Linked DNA regions of Homo sapiens: region 2 is linked to region 1. A link is a loop called in an ENCODE intact Hi-C map of the cell type or tissue named here. Cell type or tissue: ascending aorta. All regions are shown on one strand. Each heading gives the region's core, and the rest is flanking DNA. Links, peaks and the distances in the headings are about the cores only. Region 1 overlaps RAB3IL1 (RAB3A interacting protein like 1). Region 2 has its middle 15 kb from the start of INCENP.

The links. Peaks named below come from ENCODE experiments on the same cell type or tissue, not always from the same donor. Only the 100,000 strongest peaks of a DNase experiment are listed, where the experiment ranks them.
Region 2: a loop joins it to region 1, with 7 times the contacts of the local background. A loop is called at or near these places in 68 of 110 quality-filtered maps.

Annotation. Positions count from the first base shown.
Region 1 is chr11:61,892,807-61,904,303 of GRCh38, reverse strand. RAB3IL1 (RAB3A interacting protein like 1) reads left to right here. Exons shown (of 10, transcript NM_013401.4): 8 at 1,763-1,862; 9 at 4,924-4,990; 10 at 5,944-7,003. The coding sequence ends at 6,026. Among named protein-coding and RNA genes, the nearest start is that of FADS3, 7.0 kb to the right of the region's middle. RefSeq lists enhancers at 4,716-4,785, 3,897-4,868, 4,836-4,885 and a silencer at 5,236-5,285. In ascending aorta, for the core only: a CTCF peak has its summit at 5,021 (motif pointing left); a DNase peak (open chromatin) is centred at 5,003; H3K27ac peaks cover 984 bases.
Region 2 is chr11:62,103,379-62,114,875 of GRCh38, reverse strand. No RefSeq gene overlaps it. Among named protein-coding and RNA genes, the nearest start is that of INCENP, 15 kb to the left of the region's middle. RefSeq lists an enhancer at 11,300-11,497. In ascending aorta, for the core only: a CTCF peak has its summit at 6,692 (motif pointing right); no DNase peak of the experiment used is centred there.

The DNA of each region.
Region 1 (11,497 bases), core at 3,616-6,115:
TGAACCATGATTATCAGTTGCTGGCTGTGCCCCTGCCAATAAATAACGACGCAGTAGCCCTGGCATTTGTCCTCCAGCTACTCACCTGGCATTGAGCAGGGGAGCAGCAGAACAAAATAGCCAGGGTGGAGCAAGGGGCAGAAATTGGGGAGGATTTCACCTTGGCAGCCAAGAGCCTGGCTGGGGATGGCTGGTGCCCTGGTGGGAGGCTCATCACGGAGAGGGAGCATTTGAGCCAGGTTTTGAAGGATGAATAGAAGTTTGCCAAGCAGGGAAGGGCATTTCAGGCAGAGGGAACGGAATGTGCAAAGGTGTGAGAAGCTGGAGTATTAACGGAAGCACCACTGGGGCATCTGGCTAAGCAGTGGGGGGACAGGGAATTGGGGTGGAGGCTGCAGAGGCTGTTGGGGCCAGAGTATAAAGAGCCTTCACAGGTTTGGGCTTTAACCCACCAGCCAGTGCGGCAAAAGTCATCAATAGGCCGGGTGCAGTGGCTCACACCTGTAATCCCAGCACTCTGGGAGGTTGAGGCGGGTGGATCACTTGAGGTCAGGAGTTTGAGACCAACCTGGCCAACATGGAGAAAACCCCATCTCTACTAAAGATATAAAAGTTAGCCGGGTGTGGTGGCACACGCCTGTAATCTCAGCTGCTCGGGAGGCTGAGTCAGGAGAATTGCTTGAGCCTGGGAGACGGAGGTTGTGGTGAGCTGAGATTGCACCACTGCACTCCAGTCTGGGTGACAGAGTGAGACCCTGTCTCAAAAAAAAAAAAAAGTCATCAATAGCTGCCACCTGAAAAGAGGCTCTCTGGTCCATCAGAGAGTCCCAGTGAACCAGGAGGCAACAAATGCTCTGATAAGTCCGCAGCCAAGGAGCTTTTTAAACCTTCATTTATTTGGGATTCTCCCCATTTCTTGGGAATTAGGAAAGCAAGAGAGAAAGATGATGGGTTAGATGTGGGTTTTTGGAGGAGCCCTGGCTCTGATGTGGAGAAGAAAGAGAGCGATGAGGCAGAGAGCTGGCCAGAAGGAGCCAAGGGGATGCAGGCCAAAAGTACTGCTGCTGTGCCCTGGCCTGGGGACTTGGTGACCAAGCAGAGGGTGAGGAGGAGAGAGCCGAGCAGATGATGGCCAGTGAAGAGCAGGTTTGGGGAGTGGGGCCCAGATGGGGGTTGCTCAGGGCCTGTGGAGACCCTTCATGTGGGTGGCTGAAGATGCTGAGCGACGTCATGCAGGACTGGGGGGAGGAGAGAAGAGGGCATGGGAGAAGGCTCTTAGACGGGGTTGGTTGGCATGCGGCTGAGAACCATGGGGGTTAGTGGGGTCAGAAGGCCTGCATGGATGAAGCAGGGGAGCTGCTGGATGTTGGGAAGCGGGAGGCAGCCAGACCTCAACTCTGGCCTAGTTGGGGGAGGAGTGCCTGGTCTGAGTCCCCAGAAGTAGAGGGAGAGGCATATGCAGAGCCTGCAGAGGGTGGGACTTTGTACACCTGGCATGAGATTAACCAAGCTCTCTTGCCCAGTAGGGGCAAAACAAGGGTTCTAGGGGTACAGCTCAGCTTAGTTCGAGGTCTGTCCCAGGGATGGCTGGGGCCAGCTCCCTTCTCTGCCTGGCTCTGGGTTCCTTTGGAAGCCGGGTGGGGGAAGGGAGGCCTGCCCCTCCCCATGCATCCTCTCAGCTGCTGCATCTTCCCTGTATGCAGGGGTGAGGGAGAGGGGCAAGCCCCAGCCAGCCCCCGTGACCCATTTTGCTTTCCCCTAGCACATGTGCCCTGAGCGGGCTGACCCGCACCTGCCGCCACCGAATCCGGCTCGGGGACTCCAAAAGCCATTACTACATCTCGCCATCTTCCCGGGCCAGGGTGAGTCAGCCTTTGCAAGCGTTACTTGACTCCTTTGGGGCCACCTGGGTGCTGGGACACTGGGCCCTGGGCCTGGGAGTATGAATAGCACTACACCTTGATTTACTTATTTTATTTATTTATTTTTTGAGACAGAGTCTTTGTCACCCAGGCTGGAGTGCAGTGGCACAATCTCAGTTCACTGCAATGTCTGCCTCCCAGGCAGACATTAGCAATTCTCCTGCCTCAGCTTCCCAAGTAGCTGGGATTACAGGCATGTGCCACCACGCCCAGCTAATTTTGTATTTTTAGTAGAGATGGGGTTTCACCACGTTGGCCAGGCTGAACTCGAACTCCTGGCCTTAAGTGATCTGCCTGCCTCGGCCTCCCAAAGTGCTGGGATTATAGGTGTGAGCCACCACGCCCAGCCTTACATCTTGATTTACAGAGCAGGGTACAGGCTCAGAGAGGCGCAGAGACTGACTCGGGCCACACAGCCAAGCCAAGGGCAGTGGTTTGCTATTACGGTGTAACAAATTACTATCAACCTGGTAGCTTAAAATAGCGCAGTTCCCCATGTTGGAGTCTAAGCACTACTTACTTACTGGATTCTCTGCTCAGGGACTTGCAAGGTCGCAGTAAGCTGTCAGCAGACTGTGTTCCTTTCTGGAAGTCAGGGTCCTCCTCAAAACTCACATTGTTGGCAGCATTCAGTTCCTTGTGTTTGAAGGACTGAGGCCCCTATTTTCTTGCTGGCTGCTGGCAAGGGGACACCCTCAGCTTCTAGAGGACACCCGCAGTCCCCTGCCACAGGGCCTTGTTGCACAGGGCAGCTGACTTCAGAGCCATCAGGAGGGCCACTCTCCAGTCGGCTGAGATGCAGCCTTATGTATGAAATGTCATGGGATGACATCGCCCCCCTCTGTCATTCAATGTCACCTAATCCAGGAGTGATGCTAGAGTTCCAGTTAGAGTGCGGGGCTCCTGACGCCCAGACTCAGGTGCTGGCCGAAGCTTTGGAAAAGGTTCAGCGGTGCGTCTGGTGCACCAGCCTTAAGTCGGCCGTGAGTGCCAAGGGGCCTCTAGGAATCCCAGCTCCCACCCTCCCCTGCCGAGTGACCCAGACCAGGACAGGGGTTCTCACCAAGCTGGGGATTGAGGACAGGGATTCCTCTTCCTCTGTCCCTCTGTTGACTCTTAAGAGGATTGAGGGGAACAAGAGAACATGTTTGGAAACACGTTTCCAGTGACACAGCTTGAGGAACCATCTCAGGCCTGCTAGAGGCTCCTCGCAGGGGAGCAGGTCTAAAGGGGACAAATGGTCCCTTTGCTGGCAGCAGACTATACTGTCCTTGATGAACTCCACAAGGCATCCGAGCGTGAGTCCTCCCAGCGGTGTGCTGAGCACCCATTTACCAAAAGGGAGGCTGAGCCTTGGCAGAGGAAAGGGGTGTGTTCAGGGCCACACACCGAGACCTGGGATCCTGGCTCTGAGTCCACTGCAGCCCCTACCCTGTGGATTTGTGCCCACTGAGCCTTGTTCAGTGGCCACTTATCTCCATCACCGCTTTCCAGGCCCAACCATGGCTCAACAGCAGGCCCCACAAAAGATGTTCCCGTGCTCAACAATGTCACCTCTAGCACTTTAAGTCCCTGGCCTGGGTGTCCTGCTGCACTGGATGAAGCTGGGGGTGGGAGATGAGGTGAGGAGGGTCTGAAGTTTTAGGATGTGGTCCCTGCCCTGAAAGACCAAGACATGTGGGGTCCACAGGGAGAAGTGTTTTCTCCCTAGCACACTCCCTGGAGAGGGAAAGCCCCCTCCCTGCTACTCCCTGCTCATGAGCCTCTGTGGGCATCCACTGTCCCTGCTCCTGTCCTGAGCTCTGCCCTGCCCCACCCTCCTGCCGCAGCCTCTCCTCAACCCTCCCTGTGCAGCGGTGTCCCTGCCACGACGGGCTGGTCCCCCGACCTCGCCCCGCTCTCTCGCACCTCCCTATCTTTGCCAGGCCACCACCGTCCCGCCCCTCCCCGAAGCTTCTCCACTCCCCAGCCTGCGGGTGCCCCTCTCACTTGATGTCCCTCCCCAGGAGTGTTGGACATTCAGTAGGGGCTGTTGCGGGCGGGCACAGCCGCCGGCTACCTTCCACCCTGTCTTAGGCTGGGTTCCGAAGAGGCAGAGCCTCACCTGGAGATTGTGTGCAGCTCCCAGGAGAATGAGGGAAGGGACGGGGGAGTCCAGCCAGGATGTGGCCTTAGCTACAGCCCAGCTTCAGCCCCATCCACCGGGCTCTTAGCAGAGTTGATTCCACCCTGAGGCAAGGGGACTGTCCTTTCTATCTCCACACAAGTCAGTCATCGGCTGAGGTCTACAGGAGGAGTGAGTACAGAGGGGGGCACCTCTGAGCCATTAGTGCCCCCACTCTCAGCAGCTGGGAGATGGGGCCCGGGCCTGGGAAGGGGCCCTGGGCCAGGCACCAACAGTACCCTCTCCGTGGTGTGAGTCCTCATAGCAGTGTCTGAGCCAACACAGGGTCCCCGGGGCCTGGCATGGAGCAGGCCTGAGGCCCCAGGGGCCCCGGGCAGCCCAGGTGAGCGGCTTCTGACCCCCTTTCCTTTCCCAGTGTTATCAGTAGCACTGGACTGAGGCCTGGCTGGCCCAAAACTCCAGCATCTGGAGCAAGCCGGCCTGTGAGAGGGCGAGTGTAGACTCCGGGACAGCCTGCCCGGTTCATCTCACAGCTCTGCTGCATGCTGGTTCATTAGCTCCGCCATCTCCGTGATGGATGTCAGCGGCTTTCCCCGGGTGGCTCCGCTTTCCCCCATGTAAGATGGAATAATAAGCGCGTCTGCTCCGTTCGCTGCAGGCGCTTGATGAAATGGCTGCTGCTGCTGCTGCTGCTATTACAGCAGGGCTAGTCATGCTGTTGTTGATTACTACTTGAAAGCCCAGTCCCAGCTGAGTCAGGGAGCACTGCCTGGCTCTGCAGGGACCTGGGGCCTCCTGCTCTGGACTCAGATCCGCCTGTCAGGGGACCCCCAGCGTGGGGCTGGCAGGTCACACCGTCCCCACCTCTGCCCACAGATCACCGCAGTGTGCAACTTCTTCACCTACATCCGCTACATCCAGCAAGGCCTGGTGCGGCAGGACGGTGAGCGCCCCCTGGTGGCCGGTGCAGGGATCGCACACGGGAGTGGGGCTGGATGGGGAAGTGCCCTCTGGGCCCACCTGCCCCTAGTGGAGGCAAGACTCAGCTAGGAGGCTGGGGAGCGGGGAGGGTTGTGGTTTAGTAAAGCGTTCACAAACTTCCTGGGTGCTGAGCTCTGTACCTGAGTCCGTCCGGCTGGTCTTTCTCCTGTCCCCAAACCTCTCCCGGCCCCGCACAAGGGGGCCACCCCTGTGAATCTCTCCCTGGCCCTGGAGGTGGTGGCCCCTCCTCCTGGTCACCTGAACACAGGGTCACCCACCTCCAGCCTTTGCTCCCACTCCACTCCATGCTGGACAGGGCCTCCCTCCACCCCCTCCCCCCACAGCCCATTCTGCAAGGCCTGGCTCCCCGCTCCTCCACCAACCTTTGCTCGCTGCTGAGTCTTCTCCTGAACCAGTCTGGCCCGACCCTCTGAGTAAGGAGCTATCTCCTCTCCATCCTGGGGGTCAAGTCCTCTTGGAGGCCAAGGCCAAGGCATGCTGGGTGTTGACACCTGCTAGGTCCCTGGATGGCCGCTGTGGTCCCCGCCTCACTGCGCAGGGTCCTTGTGAGACCCCAGGGAGGCATCTGTGCCTTGTCTAATGTAGTTCCCAGGTCTGGACCACCGCTGTGGCATGTGACAGCGTGTACCTGCTTGTCTGCGTCGGGCTGTGGGGGTGGCCGTCAGTGTAGTGCAAACAGATCCCTCGGGTGTGGTCGGCACTCAGCAGTTTCCAAGGCTCAAGAGTGGAGCCTCAGAGAGGTCCAGCCACTCACTGAGGTCATCTGTTTTGGGGGCCGGGGACCCTAGGGTGCTGTGCCAGCTGCTCTGTCCAAAGCCACAGGAGGGGACCTGGCCATCTGCCCGAGGTGACCCTGAGCTGTCCCCGACCTGTTCACCCTCTCTCTGCCTGCAGCAGAGCCCATGTTCTGGGAGATCATGAGGTTGCGGAAGGAGATGTCACTGGCCAAGCTCGGCTTCTTCCCCCAGGAGGCTTAGGGCGCGGCCCAGGCCTGAAGGGGAGCTCTGAGACAGAGCAAACACCCACCCCAGAACAAGCCGACACACAGGGAGACGGGGGCCTGGAGCCAGCCCTGAGCCAGAGGCAGAATGGATGGACAGACAGGCCATGGAGGCAGCACTGAGCCAGCACCACACGTCCATCCTGGGACAGACGGGCCTGGACTTCACGGCAAGACCCCCCTCTCTTCCCCACTGGGTTCTGCCACCACCAGGAGGATTTCAAGAAAGCACCAAAGACCAGGGAGCTCGGATCCATACTCGGGGGGCCTCAGCCCTTGGGAGGGGACACCTGAGGCAGCCAGCGCCCCCTCCCCAGTCCCCAGAACTGCCTGCAGGTGCCTTGTTGCTGGCTTGTCTTCAGAAAGGGACTGTTCTGGGTGGCTGGATCTCCAGGGTACCCTCCACCCCAGCTGCCAAGCCCTGGGCCAGCAGCACCCCCTTGTGGCCATCCTGTGCCTTGTTCCCGGTGGCCTCCCTATTGGACTACTAGGAGGGGCTGGCAGGGCCTCCATAGCACAGAATTGCCCCAAAGCCTTGTTAAGATGAGTCAAGACCCCTCCCCCGCTTCCTCCCTTCCTTTCCCCCTTCCTCCCTCCCCCTTCATAAAGGCCTCCCTTGTCACCTTCCCTCCCACCCCGTCTCAGCCCTGTGCTCCTGGAGGCCCTGCTCCCAAAACCGCTGGAAGGACTGGGGCACTTTCTGCCACAGTAGAACACAGACAGGGCTTCAGATCACCCACGCCTGTTTTCAGCTGTGGGTGGCCATGCAGACACGCGCCCTGGCATGTGGGGCCTGGGTGGGCAGGCAGGACCTGGGCCCTCCCACCCATCAGAGCCCACTCAGGACCAGCGTTCGGAGCTCCCACCTGGACGCATCCCTCACCACGTCCGGATTTCCTTCTTTGGATGGAATGTAACGCGATCTCTATTTAATAAAGGCAGGCTTTGTTGGTACAGGCTGGGTGGCCACGCGCCCTCACTCCTGCACCCTGGGGCTCTGGCCAAGGCTTGGGCATCTGAAGGAATGAAACCAAATCCTTTCCCTGCCCGCCCTCGTGCTTGGGATTAAACCCAAATCCTGAAGCCACCCCACCTCCGCCATCACCACTTACTTGCTGTGGGGAGGACTATTTGAGTCCTCCCTTAGTATTCAGAGGGCTGTGGGTTACTGGGGGATGAGCCAGGCCTCCCTCTCCCCGTGGCTGGTGGCCTGCTGTTGGGAAGAACGGCACCAAGGCTGGCTCTCCCACTGCCTCACTGTGGCACCTTGGCCAGGTCCTCCCCTGGGTCTCCTTGCATCCAGCAATGGTTACCTCCAGTCTCACAGAAGCCTGCAGCTCAGAGGCAAAGCATCGAGGCTGCCTGTTGCTCAGTGGGACAGTGGCAGGATTGATTGGTGATGTCTGCTGGAAGCACAGGCGGGGACCATGGAAGCCCAGGTCTTAGACGAGCTCTCAGCAAGGGGCAGCAGTCACAGTTGGAAGAGGTGGGGGTGGCCAGGACCTCTGAGGACCCAGAGTGGGGCTGGGAAGGTGTCTTGTGGTGGCTGAGCCCCTCCCCACCTGTAGGGATGTGGGCCCAGGCCAATAGATGCCTTCTTGGGGTGGTGGAGAGCATAGCAGCTTCTGAGTCGGGTCAGTATCTACTGGGCTGGTGACACCTTGTGGGGACTTCCGTATTGGCCTGAGGCCTTGGTGCCACTCAGCTGGTAGGTCAGGCTAGCTGTGGACTGGCCAGGACCACAGGAAGCCCTCCACCCATGCTGGGGACACCTGTGCTTGAGCTGAGAATGTCCAGGGGGAAGACTGGCAATCAAAAACATACCAGGAACACGCACAGGGCATCAGATGGAAGAGAGGAAAGCAGGCAGGCAAAGGAGGATGTCAGAAAAGGGCGCAAGAGGCTGTGTTCACTGCTGTGATCCCCACAGCCTCTCTTGCGTGGCAGTCGCTTTCTCTCCTCTCTGTCAGTCCTGGGTCAGCTGGGGGGCCAAAGGAAGTTGGAGGTCTGGGCCCTGGAGCTGTCCACCCTACCCCCAGCTTCTGTGCTCCTGGCCCAGCAACACTGAAGACCTAGGAGACACCAGACCACACTCCAGGGGCCAGGCAGAGGGTCCCATACCCCAGACCCGCGCTGCCTGCCCCTGCAATGGCATAGCCTGCTGTCAGACCCCAAGTGGGGTCATAAACAGAGAACTGAAATGCCTGGAGGATGGACATACACTCTCAGTATCTCCCAACGAGAGATAATAGCTGAGCACTGACTGTGCCAGGCATGATTCTAAACCCTTTAAATGATCTAATTCATTTCATCCTCACAGCAACCTTATAGAGTACTATTCTCCCATTTTGCAGATGAGTAGAATGAGGCACACAGAAGTGCCACAGAGGAAATGATGGCCCCGGGATAGGAATCATGAGGCCAGCCCTGGAGCCCACAGTATGAACCAGCATCCTGGATTCCCTTTCCTAGACACCTGCAATGTGCTTAAAGGTGGCTGGGGAGGGTTAGCCGACATCAGCCACGAGGGAGTTGTTCCTCTTAAATGGATTTTCTAGATAACCCACTTGGGCCTCTCTGAGTACCCCTGGCACATGTGAACATTTTAACCCTCTTTGGCCCCCTCTTCAAACCTAGCAACGACTCTGGCCTCTGAGGGTGGAGGCGCTGAGCCGAGACCAGCTGCGCACTGGCGTGCTTCACTCCTGCAGGATGCTTTCCAGTCTGCCAAGACTGTCCTGATGGAACTCCTGCCGGGGCTGTGCACCTGGGCAAAGTCGCTCCTCTCTGGGCTTCAGTTTCCTCATCTGTGAGTTGGAAATATAGGACTAAATGGCTTTCGCAGCCTCCTTGCCTTTTTCATTTTATTACGGTAAAAAACCCATAACTTGTACTACCTTAACTCTTTTTTTTTAATTGTTGTTTTTGTTTTGTTTTGTTTTGAGACGGAGTCTCACTCTGTCACCCAGGCTGGAGTGCGGTGGCGCAATCTAGGCTTACTGCAATCTCCGCCTCCCGGGTTGAAGCAATTCTCCTGCCCCAGCCTCTCAAGTAGCTGGGTCTACAGGCATGAGCCCCTATGCCCAGCTAATTTTTTGTGTGTGAATTTTTTTTTTTTTTTCAGTAGAGACGGGGTTTTACCATGTTGGCCAGGCTGGTCTTGAACTCCTGACCTCAAGTGATCCGCCCGCCTCAGCCTCCCACAGTGCTGGGATTACAGGTGTGAGCCACTGTGCCTGGCCCTCCCTTAACCATTTTTAAGTGTATAGTTCAGTAGTGCTAAGTCCATTTACAGTGTTCCGAAACATCTCCAGAACATTTTCATTTCACAAAACTGAGACTCTGTACCCATTAATCAACCCTCTATTTCCACCTCCTCCCAGCCCCAGGCAACCCCCATTCTACTTTCTATGAATTTCACTGCACGAGGGCCCTCATTTAAGTGGATGATGCAGTATTTGTCCTCTCATTACTGGCTTCTTTCACTTCATGTCCTCAGTGTCCATCTGTTGTAGCATGTGACAGGATTTCCTTCCTTTTTAAGACTGAATAATATTCCATTGTATGCATAGACCACGTTTTATTTTTTATTTTTAATTTTATTATATTATAATTAATTATTACTCCAGGCTGGAGTGCAATGGTGCGATCTCGGCTCACCGCAACCTCCACCTCCTGGGTTCAAGCCTTTCTCCTGCCTCAGCCTCCTGAGTAGCTGGGATTACAGGCATGCGCCACCATGCCTGGCTAATTTTTGTATTTTTAGTAGAGACAGGGTTTCTCCATGTTGGCCATGATGGTCTCAAACTCCTGATCTCAGGTGATCCGCCCGCCTCAGCCTCCCAAAGTGCTGGGATTACAGGTGTGAGCCACCGCGCCTGGCCTGACCACGTTTTGTTTATCCAGTGTCTGTGGATGGACAGTTGTGCTGCCTCACAATGACCTCTTGGCCATTGTGAATAATGCTGCTAAGAAAATAGATGTACAAATATCTCCTCAAGACTCTGCTTTCGGTTCTTTTGGGTATATGCCCAGAAATGGAATTGCTGAATCATAGGCATTTTAAAGCCATTTTCATACTCTTTTCTATAGTTGGCTATAGCACTTCACATTCTTACCCACAATGCACAAGGGTTCTGCATCATTGCCAACACGTGTGATTTGATTTTTTGAGACCAGGTCTCCCTCTGTAGCCCAGGCTGGAGTACAATGGCATGATCTTGGGGCACTACAACCTCTGCTTCCCAGGCTCAAGCGATCCTCCTACCTCAGCCTCCTAAGTAGCTGGGACTACAGGCGCACGCACCACCATGCCCTGCTAGTTTTTTTTTTTTTTTTTTTGTAGAAATAGGGTTTTGTCATGTTGCCCAGGCTGGTCTCGAACCCCTAGGCTCAAGAGATCCTCCCAAAGTGCTGGGATTACAGGCGTGAACCACCATGCCTGGCATGATTTTTTCATTTATGTATTTATTTATTAAAGACGGGGTTCCTGCTATGTTGCCGAGGCTGGTCTTGAACTCCAGGGCTCAAGCAATCCTCCTGCCTCGGCCTCCCAAAGTGGTGGGATTCCAGGCCTTTTTCTTTTTTATAGGAGCCCTCCTAACAAGTGTGAGACAGTATTTCATTGTGGTTTCATTTGCAGCTCTCTGATGATTAGCAATGCTGAGCACCTTTTCGTGTGTGTGTTGCCCATTTGTGTGCAGCCCCTCTTTCCTGAGGAGCATTCTGAGGAGCTCCGCCTGGCCTCCACAGTGATCCCTTCGAGGAGGACTTGGCCAATAGGGCTGTGATCCCTGCCCTCACTCACGGCTCTTGCATGATTCTGTGGCCCCCCCTTCATCTTCCCCATCTCTTCTGGGGGCAGCTGGGGAAAGTGGAGGTTCTAACCTATCACAACCCCCAACCACCTCACACACAGGGGCTGAGACCAGGCCAGGGCTGGCTCCAAGGAAGAAGCCCCTAGGATGGCCACATCTGACCACTCAGGGCTGCTGAAGGTGGGGCCAGGGCCAGGTCCATGCCTTCAGTGGATTTTGGTGCAGGGGATGCATTCCTTCAAGAATCTGCCTTCTCCATTCCTGTGCTGTGTGAACATGGTACGGGGTAGGGGTGCCTGCAGCCCCCTTGGGCCAGGGCCACCAGCCATGCTCTTGCACCCCCACACACATGTGCCAGGTTGGGGTTCCAGGATATGGTCAGTGGGTGCCTCAGTGGAGAGGGCCCAGGCAGCCCCGGTGCCTGATGACATCATGGGCCTTGCTGGATGTCCTGACAAGCAAAGGCAGGAGCTCCTGGTACCAGGGAGAACTCGCCCCCTCTGCCCTTCTGGGGATACTGGTCCTCTTTAGACCAAGACAAAATATTAGCATATCAGAGAAATATACTTAGGGTTTTCTAAGTGCATTTCCCCAACCAGCCGGTCAGCATCACCTGTGAACTGGCCATGTA
Region 2 (11,497 bases), core at 5,266-7,765, 210 kb before region 1:
TCCTTTATAAATTACCCAGTGTTGGGTATTTCTTTATAGCAGTGTGAAAACAGACTAATACAGATGTACAGATTATTTCATTACCCAGGAATTAAGCCTAATATCTATTAGATATTTTTCCTGATCCTTTCCCTCCTCCCACCCACCGTCCTCTGGTAGGCCCCAGTGTGAGTTGTTCCCCTCCATGTGTCTATGTGTTCTTATCATTTAGCTCCCACTTACAAGTGAGAATATGCAGTATTTGGTTGTCTGTTCCTGCGTTAGTTTGCTAAGGATAATGGCCTCCAGCTCCATCCATGTCCCTGCAAAGGACATGACCTTGTTCCTTTTTATGGCTACAGAGTATTCCATGGTGTATATGTACTGCATTTTCTTTAGTCTGTTATTGATGAGCATTTAGGTTGATTCCATGTCTGCTGTTGTGAAAAGTGCTGCAGTGAACATACATGTGCATGTGTCTTTGTAACAGAATGATTTATATTCCTTTGGGTATATATCCAGTAATGGGATTGCTGGGTCAGATGGTAATTCTGTCTCTAGGTCTTTGAGGAATTGCCACACCCACACTGTCTTCCACAATGGTTGAACTAATTTACACTCCCACCAACAGTGTAAAAACGTTCCTTTTTCTCCACAACCTCACCAGCATCGGTTATTTTTTCACTTTTTAATAATAGCCATTCTGACTGGTGTGAGAATGGCTCATCGTGGTTTTCATTTGCATTTCACTAATGATCAGTGATATTCAGCTTTTTTTCATGATTTTTGGCCACAGGTATGTCTTCTTTTGAGAAGTGTCTGTTCATGTCCTTTGCTGGTGGGTGTGTCTTATGGGGTGGTGCTTTTGCCCCACGCCTGTTTTAACTAGTCCTCAATTAGGTCTGGTGTCCAAGCCCCACCTCTGGAGTTCCACTTCCTACTGCACTTCCACCTAACCTTCTATTGGCAGTGATTAATCTGCAATATGATGACCTGCAAAAAGGCAACTATCAAGAGAAGAATCAAATAGAATTCTGTAAATGCCTCCCTCCTATCCTGGCGATGAATATGATCAATTGAAGTCATATGCTGGGGGCCCCATACCAGTTTTTGGCAGTAAAGGACATTTCAAAAATGAAGTGGGTAAAATCTCACAGTAAATCTGTATTAACAGATGAACATTACAATCAATTTGTGTTTTAGAGCTAGAGAACACTAACTTTGAGCCGCTATTAAGGAAAATATTATCCTCAATATCCCACTCCCAAAAAAGAATTCCATACTTCTCATTAGTAGGCCTATACTAAAAATATATGTACTCTATTATAATATTTTTAATTTCATCAATTTAAAACATTGTGGCAATTTTGTTTTTCTCTCTTAAATGTCCTGGATTTTGTCTCTTGGCCTACAAAATCTAAAATAGTTACTATCTCACCCTTTAGAGGTCTGCTAACCCCAGCGCTAGAACACTTCTAGAACTGGCAGGGTGCAGTGGCTCACGCCTGTAATCCCAGCACTCTGGGAGGCCAAGGCCGTCAAATCACTTGAGGCTAGGAGTTCGAGACCAGCCCGACCAACATGGCGAAAGTCTCTACTAAAAATACAAAAATTAGCCAGGTGTGTTGGCGCACCTGTAATTCCAGCTAGTCAGGAGGCTGAGGCAGGAGAATCGCTTGAACCCAGGAGGGGGAGGCTGCAGTGAACCGAGATTGCACCACGGCACTCCATCCTGGGTGACAGTGGGAGAATACGTCTAAAGAAAAAAAAGGGGGACGGGCATGGTGGCTCATGCCTGTAATCCCAGCACTTTGGGAGGCCGAGGTGGGCAGATCATGAGGTCAAGAGGTTGAGACCATCCTGGCCAACATGGTGAAACCCCGTCTCTACTAAAAATACAGAAATTAGCCGGGCGTGGTGGCGCGCGCCTGTAATCCCAGATACTCATACTCGGGAGGCTGAGACAGGAGAATGGCTTGAACCCGGGAGGCGGAGGTTGCAGTGAGCCGAGATCGCGCCATTGCATTTCGGCCTGGCGACAGAGCAAGACTCCATCTCGGGAAAAAAAAAAAAGAAAGAAAAGAAAAAAGAAAAAAAAGGAACATTTCTAGAACTGAACATATTTGCCCCTTTAGGAACCTACAATGCAGTCCAAGGGACACAGGACTGAAGTCCCAACCCCACAGTCAGCCTCTCTTTAAACTTCAGCTACTGTTACAGCTCCTGCGGGGCAGAGGGCGCATGCGCAGCCCAGTCGTCCGCGCAGGCGCAGACGGTCCGAGGCTACTGAGTTTGCCAGGGGAGTGCGGGAAGAGGGGGTGCAGAGCTGGATGGTGTCCATCCCGGGCTGTTTGTGCCCAGGGGATTTGTACCCACCCTCGTGGACTCTGGGGCCTGCAGCCGTCGTTCTGGGAGTCTGGTGACCCGCGAGGCCGCTCACCCGGCCTGAGGAGGGGGTCGGGCTGCAGATGGTGATGTGCCTGGGAGTGGGTCCTGGCTCCTCTCGGACACCCCCAGCTTATCCCGAATGAAGTTTTCTTTTTATAAAAAAAAAAAAATCCATTTGTATTGCGAAATATAGAACACATCTTTTAAAAAGTGCACAAAACAGTTAAGCAGCTTATTACTTTATCAAAAACATTCCTGAAAAACCACCTCCCAGGGCAAGTAATAAAGCTCCATAGCCTCCCAGAGGCCTCCTGAGCCCTCCCGATACCCGCCCTCCTTAAATTAAAAATATGGTAATCATATTATTGCATTACCATCCAAGCAGCATCCCTAAGCATTATAGTTTAGTTTGCTTTTAAAATAATGCTTATGGCCGGGCGCAGTGGCTCACGCCTGTAATCCCAGCACTTTGGGAGGCCTAGGAGGGTGGATCACCTGAGATCAGGAGTTGGAGACCAACCTGGCCAACTTAGCGAAACCCGGTCCCCACTAAAAATACAAAAATTAGCCGGGCGTGGTGGCGGGCGCGCCTGTAGTCCCAGTTACTTGGGAGGCTGAGGCAGGAGAATCACTTGAACCTAGGAGGCAGAGGTTGCAGTGAGCCGAGATTGCACCACTGCACTCCAGCCTGGGGAACAGAGTGAGACTCCGTCTCAAAATATAATAATAATAATAATAATAATAATAATAATAATAATAATAATAATAATGATGATAATAGGCCGGGCGCAGTGGCTCACGCCTGTAATCCCAGCACTTTGGGAGGCCGAGGCGGGCGGATCACCTGAGGTCACGAGTTCAAGACCAGCTTGGCCAACATGGTGAAACCCCATCTCTACTAAAAATACAAAAATTAGCTGGGCATGGTGGCAGGCGCCTGTAATCCCAGCTACTCAGGAGGCCGAGGCAGGAGAATTGCTTGAACCTGGGAGGCGGAGGTTGCAGTGAGTCGAGATCGCGCCACTGTACTCCAGCCTGGGCGACAGAGTGAAACTCCATCTCAAAATAATAATAATAATAATAATAATAATAATGATACTTATAATAATGTAGCCTACCGTCTGCTCTTGCGTCTGGCATCTTTCACCTCCTCAGCTCCACAGGACTTTTTTTTTATTTTTCTGAGAAGGAGTCTCCCTGCCTCAGCCTCAGCCTCCCAGCTGGGATTGCAGGTGCCCGCCACCACACGGGACTAATTTTTGTACTTTTAGTAGAGGCAGGGTTTCACCACGTTGGCCAAGCTGGTCTCAAACCCCATTCTTTCCAGAATTACACTCTTTCTCTTCCTGTGATCCAGTGCCTGGAAGAGTTGCCTCATATTTTTTGTCTAGTTTTTCTGTAGTTTATGGTGGGAAGGCTAATTCTGTACCGGTTCCTCCACCATAGATGATAGCAGAAGTCACCCATGCTGTGTTTTATTTGAGGGCCTGTGTGTTGAAGTCTCAAAGGCTCCCTCTTGTTAGTTGTTGCCCTGTGATGATGGTGATGGCTGAGAGGCTCATTTACACCAACTAAAAAATGTGCAGACGGAAGGTTAATAAAAGAGTGCCTTTTGCCGGGCGCGGTGGCTCACGCCTGTAATCCCAGCACTTTGGGAGGCTGAGGCGGGTGGATCACGAGGTCAGGAGATCGAGACCATCCTGGCTAACGCGGTGAAACTCTGTCTCTACTAAAAATACAAAAAATTAGCCGGGAATAGTGGCGGGCGCCTGTAGTCCCAGCTACTCGGGAGGCTGAGGCAGGAGAATGGCGTGAACCTGGGAGGCGGAGCTTGCAGGGAGCCAAGATCGTGCCACTGCACTCCAGCCTGGGCGACAGAGCAAGACTCCGTCTCAAAAAAAAAATAAATAAATAAAAATAAAAATAAAAAAGAATAAAAGAGTGCCTTTTATCAACTTGCAGTAAAGAATAAAATTTCATCAGACTAGAATGTTTGTGTGCATATTATTGTTCAGTCTCTTTCATAAGCAGAGCACATGAGGAAAATGATAATCAGCCCCTTTTTTTTTTCCAGAGAGAGGATCTCAATCTGGCACCCAGGCTGGAGTGCAGTGGCATTATCATAGCTCACTGCAGCCTCAACCTCTGGAGCTCAAGCAGTCCTCTGCCTCAGCCTCCCAAGTAGCTGGAACTACAGGCACATGCTATCACACCCAGGTAATATTTTACTTTTTTGTAGAGATGTGGTCTCACCATGTTGCCCAGGCTGGTCTCAAACTACTGGCCTCAAGTAATCCTCCTGCCTTGGCCCACCAAAGTGCTGGGATTTTAGGCGTGAACCACTGCACCTGGCCAGAGGCTTTTATTGAGGGTTTAGTATGAAGAATTATTGTCATGAGTAGCCAGTTAACCTGGGGGCAATCCAGTGTGTTCTCTCTCTAAGGCACAATGGAAGCCACGGATAATCTGAAGGTTGTCAGTACTCACGGAGTTAGCATGGGGTTGCTAATAGTTTAGAGGAATATTTACCAATTAGAGGAATTATTAATGGCATCAAACTATGGAGGACGCCTCAGACACAGCCAAGGACCTAGTAAGGCACACAGGGAGAACGCCATGTGATCATGAAGGAAGAAGGCCAATTCGAGGAATGGTTAATGGCATCAAACTATGACAGCTTAGTGCATTCCATTTATATCAGAGAGAGTCTTGCCGATGGAATCAGAAATACATGAAGTCCTCCAGCCATAACTCCCTGCATCTATCTCCACCTAAAAGGAGAACCTGTCCTTTAGAACAGGAGATACTTCAGGTTTGGTGACTGAAACTCATTCTCCCTTATACAGCGCTTGGATAGGAAATGCCAACATTTGCTTCTCTGACTTTCCTTTTGCTTTGCTCAGGTGACCTTGCGTGTCTCTGCTCTGATCCCTTATAAGTGATCTCAGAGTTGAGCTCCCAGGTGACAACTGTGTTTTCCGTTTTCCTCATTTCCAGCTTCATCAGAAGCACCTCTCTGTAGCTCCAAGTATTGAAGGTAGTCGAGCACGTTAATTCTTCATTGCATTCTAAGCCTAACTTCTATTACAGAATAGTTTGTCTGGCTGTGGGCAGTCCAGCTTTCTCTGTTTCTTTGTCATACTTTCTTTGTAAGGGCACAGCACCCTTTTTTACCCTGGCTGACAAAGACATTGTATAAGGAATTCCTGCTCAGGATGAGTCACTGGACTGGAGATTCGAAGTTCACATATCCTTACAATTTGAAGTTTTCCAGTCGTTGGCTGCTTTGGGGAAGTCAACTTAATTTGGTTCAGCAAAATCAAAGTAACCACTGAAAAGTGTTTGAGGGATAAATCTCTGCAAAATCTGTATTCACTTGCTAGAGCTGCTGTAACAGTGTCACAAACGGAGCAGCTTAGACCGCAGAAATGTGTAATCCCACGATTGTGGAAGTCAGAAGTCTGAGATCAGGGTGTTGGTTGGGTCAGCCCCTTCTGAGAGCCATGAGGGTGAATCTGTTTGGTGCAGCTGTCGTGGCTTCTGGTGTTTTGTTGTTGTTATTGTGTTTTTTTTTTTTTTTGAGATGGAGTTTCACTCTTGTCGCCCAGGCTGGAGTGCAATGGTGCGATCTTCAGCTCACTGCAACCTCCACCTCCTGGGTTCAAATGATTCTCCTGCCTCAGCCTCCCAAATAGCTGGGATTACAGGCGCCGCCACCATACCCAGCTAATGTTTGTATTTTTAGTACATGGGGTTTCACCATGTTGGTCAGGCTAGTCTTGAACTCCTGACTTCAGGTGATCCACCAGCCTCCGCCTCCCAAAGTGCTGGGGTTATAGGCGTGAGCCACCACACTGGCCTGGCTCTGGTGTTTTGCTGAAAATCTGCCTTCATGATCACACGGCATTCTCCCTGTGTGCCTTACTAGGTCACGTAGCTGTGTCAGAGGTGTCCTCCACAGCAAAAGTCGCAGTGGGAGGCAAACCAAACATGAGGTGGTATCTTGCTTTCCCTGCCACAGAAGGACGGGTCATGGTAGTTCCCCAGCAACTCCAGAAATAGCTGGAGCTCGTGCAGCCTAATGAAACTGTGGTGCAGTGGCGTGGGCCCCGGACTTGGAACAAAAAGCCCTGGGGCACCTACGTGACTTAGAGGACCAGTGTCCCCATCTGCAGAATGAGGGCATTAAAACATGTTAAAACATAAAAATGAAGGTGGCTTCTTAAGGTCCCTCCACCGCCAAAGATGAATTCTTTCAGCAACAGGGCAGTCAAGCTTTAATCTGAATTTATAAATGAGCACCATACTGTAAATCCACTAGGGGGCAGTAACTGTTCGCATTTGGATCCACTGATCCGCAGGCCTTGAACTACCATGACACCTTTATTAGGAAAGCAAGAGGCAGGTGGGTGGGATAAGGAATCTGGTTTTCCCCTCCATACCAAGCTACAATAAAGCCTTATGAATCGTGGCCATTTGGGGCAATAAAAAAATGAGTATTTTGTTGTTTTCTGCATCAGCTTGAATTTCCCTGGATTTTACCCTTTACCCATGAGGATGGATCTCTTTTTCTTTTTCTTTTTTCTTTCAGACAGTTTCACTCTGTCACCCAGGCTGGAGTGCAGTGGTGCAATCTCACCTCACTGCAACTGTCGCCTCCCAGGTTCAAGCGATTCTCCTGCCTCAGCCTCCCAAGTAGCTGGAATTACTGGCATGTGCCACCACGCCCGACTACTTTTTGTATTTTTAGTAGAGACGAGGTTTCACCATGTTGGCCAGGCTGTTCTGGAACTCCTGACCTCAAGCGATCCGCCTGCCTCAGCCTCCCAAAGTGCTGGGATTACAGGTGTGAGCCACCGTGCCCGGCCTCATCTCTTTTTCTTAATATGTTACTTGTTAAGTTTCAGAATTTCAGACCTGAAGGGACCCTTTGCAGTTGTGGTGAGTAGCTAGCTCAAGGCAATGGCAAGTAAATGGCAGGACCAGGAATACAAACCATCAAGTCTATTTTCTCAGCTGTATGATGAGACGTGATCTCTGAAGTTCCTTTAGGTCTAAGAGTCTGGCTCTCTGGTCTTCATTATCCAGACTGATTTCTGCTTCCCTGTGGTGGATCTAAGCATTAAATTGGGCTGGTAGGTTGACTTTTCTGAATATGGAGAGCTGGATTATCTAAAACTTTCTCATCAGAATGGAATTTAATTAAATCTTATTAAATCCATTGTATCACATTAAATCTCAAGTTGCATTCATTAAAATGGTAGTTCTCTGGACTTTTGGATTTCACAGAGTAGCAAAATTTGCAAATACGTTTAAGCATTGAGTTAATTTTATTAAGTAAATATGTATGGGTTTTTTTTTAACACCTATCTCTTATTATCCTACTATTATAAAAGACATTTAAACTCAAAAAGAAGAGGGCATGCAATCTCAGAATACGTCAAAGTGACACAAATAAATTCCTTTATGAGGCCAGGCACGGTGGTTCACACCTGTAATCCCAGCACTTTGGGAGGCCGAGGCGGGCGGATCACCTGACGTCAGGAATTAGAGACCAGCCTGGCCAACATGGTGAAACCCTATCAATACTAAAAATACAAAAATTAGCTAGGCATGGTGGTGGGCACCCATAATCCCAGCTACTCAGGAGGCTGAGGCAGGAGAATCACTTGAACCCAGGAGGTAGAGTTTGCAGTGAGCCAAGATTGCACCACTGCACTCCAGCCTGGGCGACAAGAGTGAAACTCCATCTCAAAAAAAAAAAAATTCCTTTATGAAAAACTCATTGCATTGTTCTTATTTTTCTCGTATTGTACAAATCAGTAAAATCCTTGTCAGCCACTGGATCCAGCCTACAGATCAGCCTTGAGAACGTCTGCTTAAAGCAACTGACAATGTTATAAAAGTTCCTCCACAAAAGAGCTCTGCTGCCTGTGAATGCCTCCTTGAAGAGACAATGAAGGCAGAACACATATCCAAGCTGGGCAAAAGAAAACAGTGGGGGTCAAAAAGTATGTCTTTAAAGCTGCACTTCCAAAGAACTTCCTGAGAGATTTGTAATTTCTATTTCTGTATGATAAAACACTATTGGTGAGGCATGGTTGTTCATGCCTGTAATCCCAGCATTTTGAGAGGCCAAGGTGGGCGGATCACCTGAGGTCAGGAGTTCAAAACAAGTCTGGCCAACATGGTGAAACCCCGTCTCTACTAAAAATTAAAAAAAAAATTAAAAAAAAAATTAGCCAGGCATGGTGGTGCATGCCTGTATTCCTAGCTACATGGGAGGCTGAGGCAGGAGAATCGCTTGAACCCGGGACGGGGAGGTTGCAGTGAGCCGAGATCATGCCACTGCATTCCAGCCTGGGTTATGGAGCAAGACTCCCGTCTCATAGGAAAAAAAAACAAACAAAAAAACCCTACATTCTTAAGGCCTAAAATGTACTAAAAATAAAACAGGAAAACAAAAATGGGGGTAGGGTTCCTTCTGTGAATGCAAACATGCTTGACCAATGAGATGTAGTTGAAAACCTAGACCACTGGTACAGACTGAATTGTGTGGACTCTCCATACTCACATACAGCAGATGCAGAGAAGGGCACAGAGGGAGGGAGTGATAAATCTGAAGATAAATGGAGAATTCAGAATTCTCGCTTTGATGTACTCAGTGGCTTTTTGGCAAACCGTCTAATCCCAGTCTGCAGTTTGAAAGAACACGCTATAATTGTTAGCAGCACCCACTCAGATAATGCTGGAACTTGTTTGTAAATAAAGTTCCAGCTTTGACAAACCACATGCTCCTCACAGCCATTTATGCACTTTGCTTCATCTGTCTCTTATACTGTCTGAGAAAAAAATAGAGATGGGGGGTCTCACTATGTTGCTTAGGCTGGACCCGAACTCCTGGACTCCAGCCCATCCACCTGTCACAGGGTGAACCCCCACATTGGAGTTCAGCCCAGGAGGCGACGTGAGTTCTTGGCTTTGCACAGGAAGGAATTCAAGAGTTAACAGAGTAAAGTGAAAGCAAGTTTATTTTAAAAGTAAAGGAGTAAGAGTGGCTATGCCATCGGAAGAGCAGCCGTGAGAGTTGCAGGTTGCTATTTTTATGTTTGTTTCTTGCTCACATGCTAAACAAGGGTGGCTTATTCATGAATTTTCCAGGAAAAGGTCAGAGAATTCCCAGAAATGAGAGTTCCTCCCCTTTTTAGACCATATAGGGTAACTTCCGGATGTTGCCATGGCGTATGTAAGCTGTCGTGTTTCTGGTGGGAGTTTCCTTCACCATGGACAAATCATGGATTATGATTAGTGTATAATGAGCGGTGAGAGGACCAAGGGTCGCTTTCATCACCATCTTGGTTTTGGGGGGTTTTGGCTGGCTCCTTTACCACATCCTGTTTTATCAGGGGGGTCCTTGTGACCTATGTCTTGGGAAACAAGTCCTGCCAAACTCCTATCACACCCCCACCTCAGCATCCCAATAGCACAGAGTGCCCTTGTCTGCATTTGCCACATGTGAGTAGTCACCTGTATTAGTTCATTCCCACACTGCTATGAAGAAATACCTGAGACTGGGTAACTTATATAAAGGAAAGAGGTGTTTTGTTGTTGTTGTTGCTGGTGGTTTTTGTTTGTTTGTTTTTGAGATGGAGTCTCCCTCTCTTACCCAGGCTGGAGTGCAGTGGTACGATCTCGGCTCACTGCAACCTCTGCCTCCCAGGTTCAAGCAATTCTCCTGCCTCAGCCTCCCAGGTAGCCTGGATTACAGGCACCTGCCACCATGCCTGGCTAATTTTTTTGTATTTTTAGTAGAGACAGAGTTTCGCCATGTTGGCCAGGCTGGTTTTGAACTCCTGACCTCAAGTGATCCATCTGCCTCGGCCCCCATGCCTGGCCTAAAGGAAAGAGGTTTAATCGACTCACAGTTCCACAGGGCTGGGGAGGCCTCATGAAACTTATAGTCACGGCAGAAGGGGAAGCAAACACATCCTTCTTCACATGGCGGCAGGAAGGAGAAGAATGAGAGCGAGGGGGTGGGAGGGAAGCCCCTCATAAAACCATCAGAGCTCGTGAGAACTCACTATTGCGAGAACAGCATGAGGGTAACCACCACCAGGATTAAATTATCTCCCACCAGGTCCCTCCCATGACATGTGGGGATTGTGGAAACTACAATTCAAGATGAAATTTGGGTGGGGACACAGCCACATCATACCATCACTAGGAAGATCAAGACGTGATTAAAGGGTTAAAGCTTTCAGTTCCACCCCATGACTTTCAGGGGAGGGAGAGGGGCTGGAGATGTAGTGAATCACTCACGATCAGTGTTTTCCTTAATCATGCCTATGTAATGAAGCTGCCATAAAAACCCTAAATGATGGAGATGGGGTTCAAAGAGCTTCCAGGTTGGTGAATGCATCCACGAACCAGGAGGTTGACACACTCCAAACTCCACAGGGACAAACACTCCTGCATTTGGGACCCTTCCAGAGACCTCTGCCCTGTGTACCTCTTCATCTCACCGTTCATTTGTATCCTTTATAATAAACAGGTAAACATAAGTAAAGTGTTTCCCTGAGTTGTCTGAGCTGTTATAGCAAATTATTGAACATGAAGGGGGCTTAGGGGAACCCTTGATTTATAGCCATGTCAGACGGAACTGTGGGTCACCTGGGGACCCACTACTTGTGTCATCATCTGAAGGGGGAACAGTCTTGTGGGAAGTAAGCTCCTAACCTGTGGGGTCTCCCCTAACTCTGGGTAGTGTCAAATTGAATTAAATTGTGGGAGACCCAGTTGTTGTATGCAGAGTGTTAACAGAAAAACCAAACACTAAAATATTAAAAGAGGTTTATTCTGAGCCAATACGAGTGACCATGGCTTGGGGAACAGTCTCAAAAAGTCCTGAGAATGTGCCCAAGGTTGTTGGGTTATGGTTTGGTTTTATAAATTTTAGGGAGACAGGAATTTTAGGTAAAATCATAAATCAGTGTATACAGACTAAAGAGGTGGGATGTCTTGAAGTGGGGCCTCTATTATAGGTCATTGGTAGGTTCAAAGATTTTCTGATTGGCAATTGGTTGAAAGAGCTAAGCTTTGTCTCAGTAGAAAGAAATGCTTGCAATAAGAT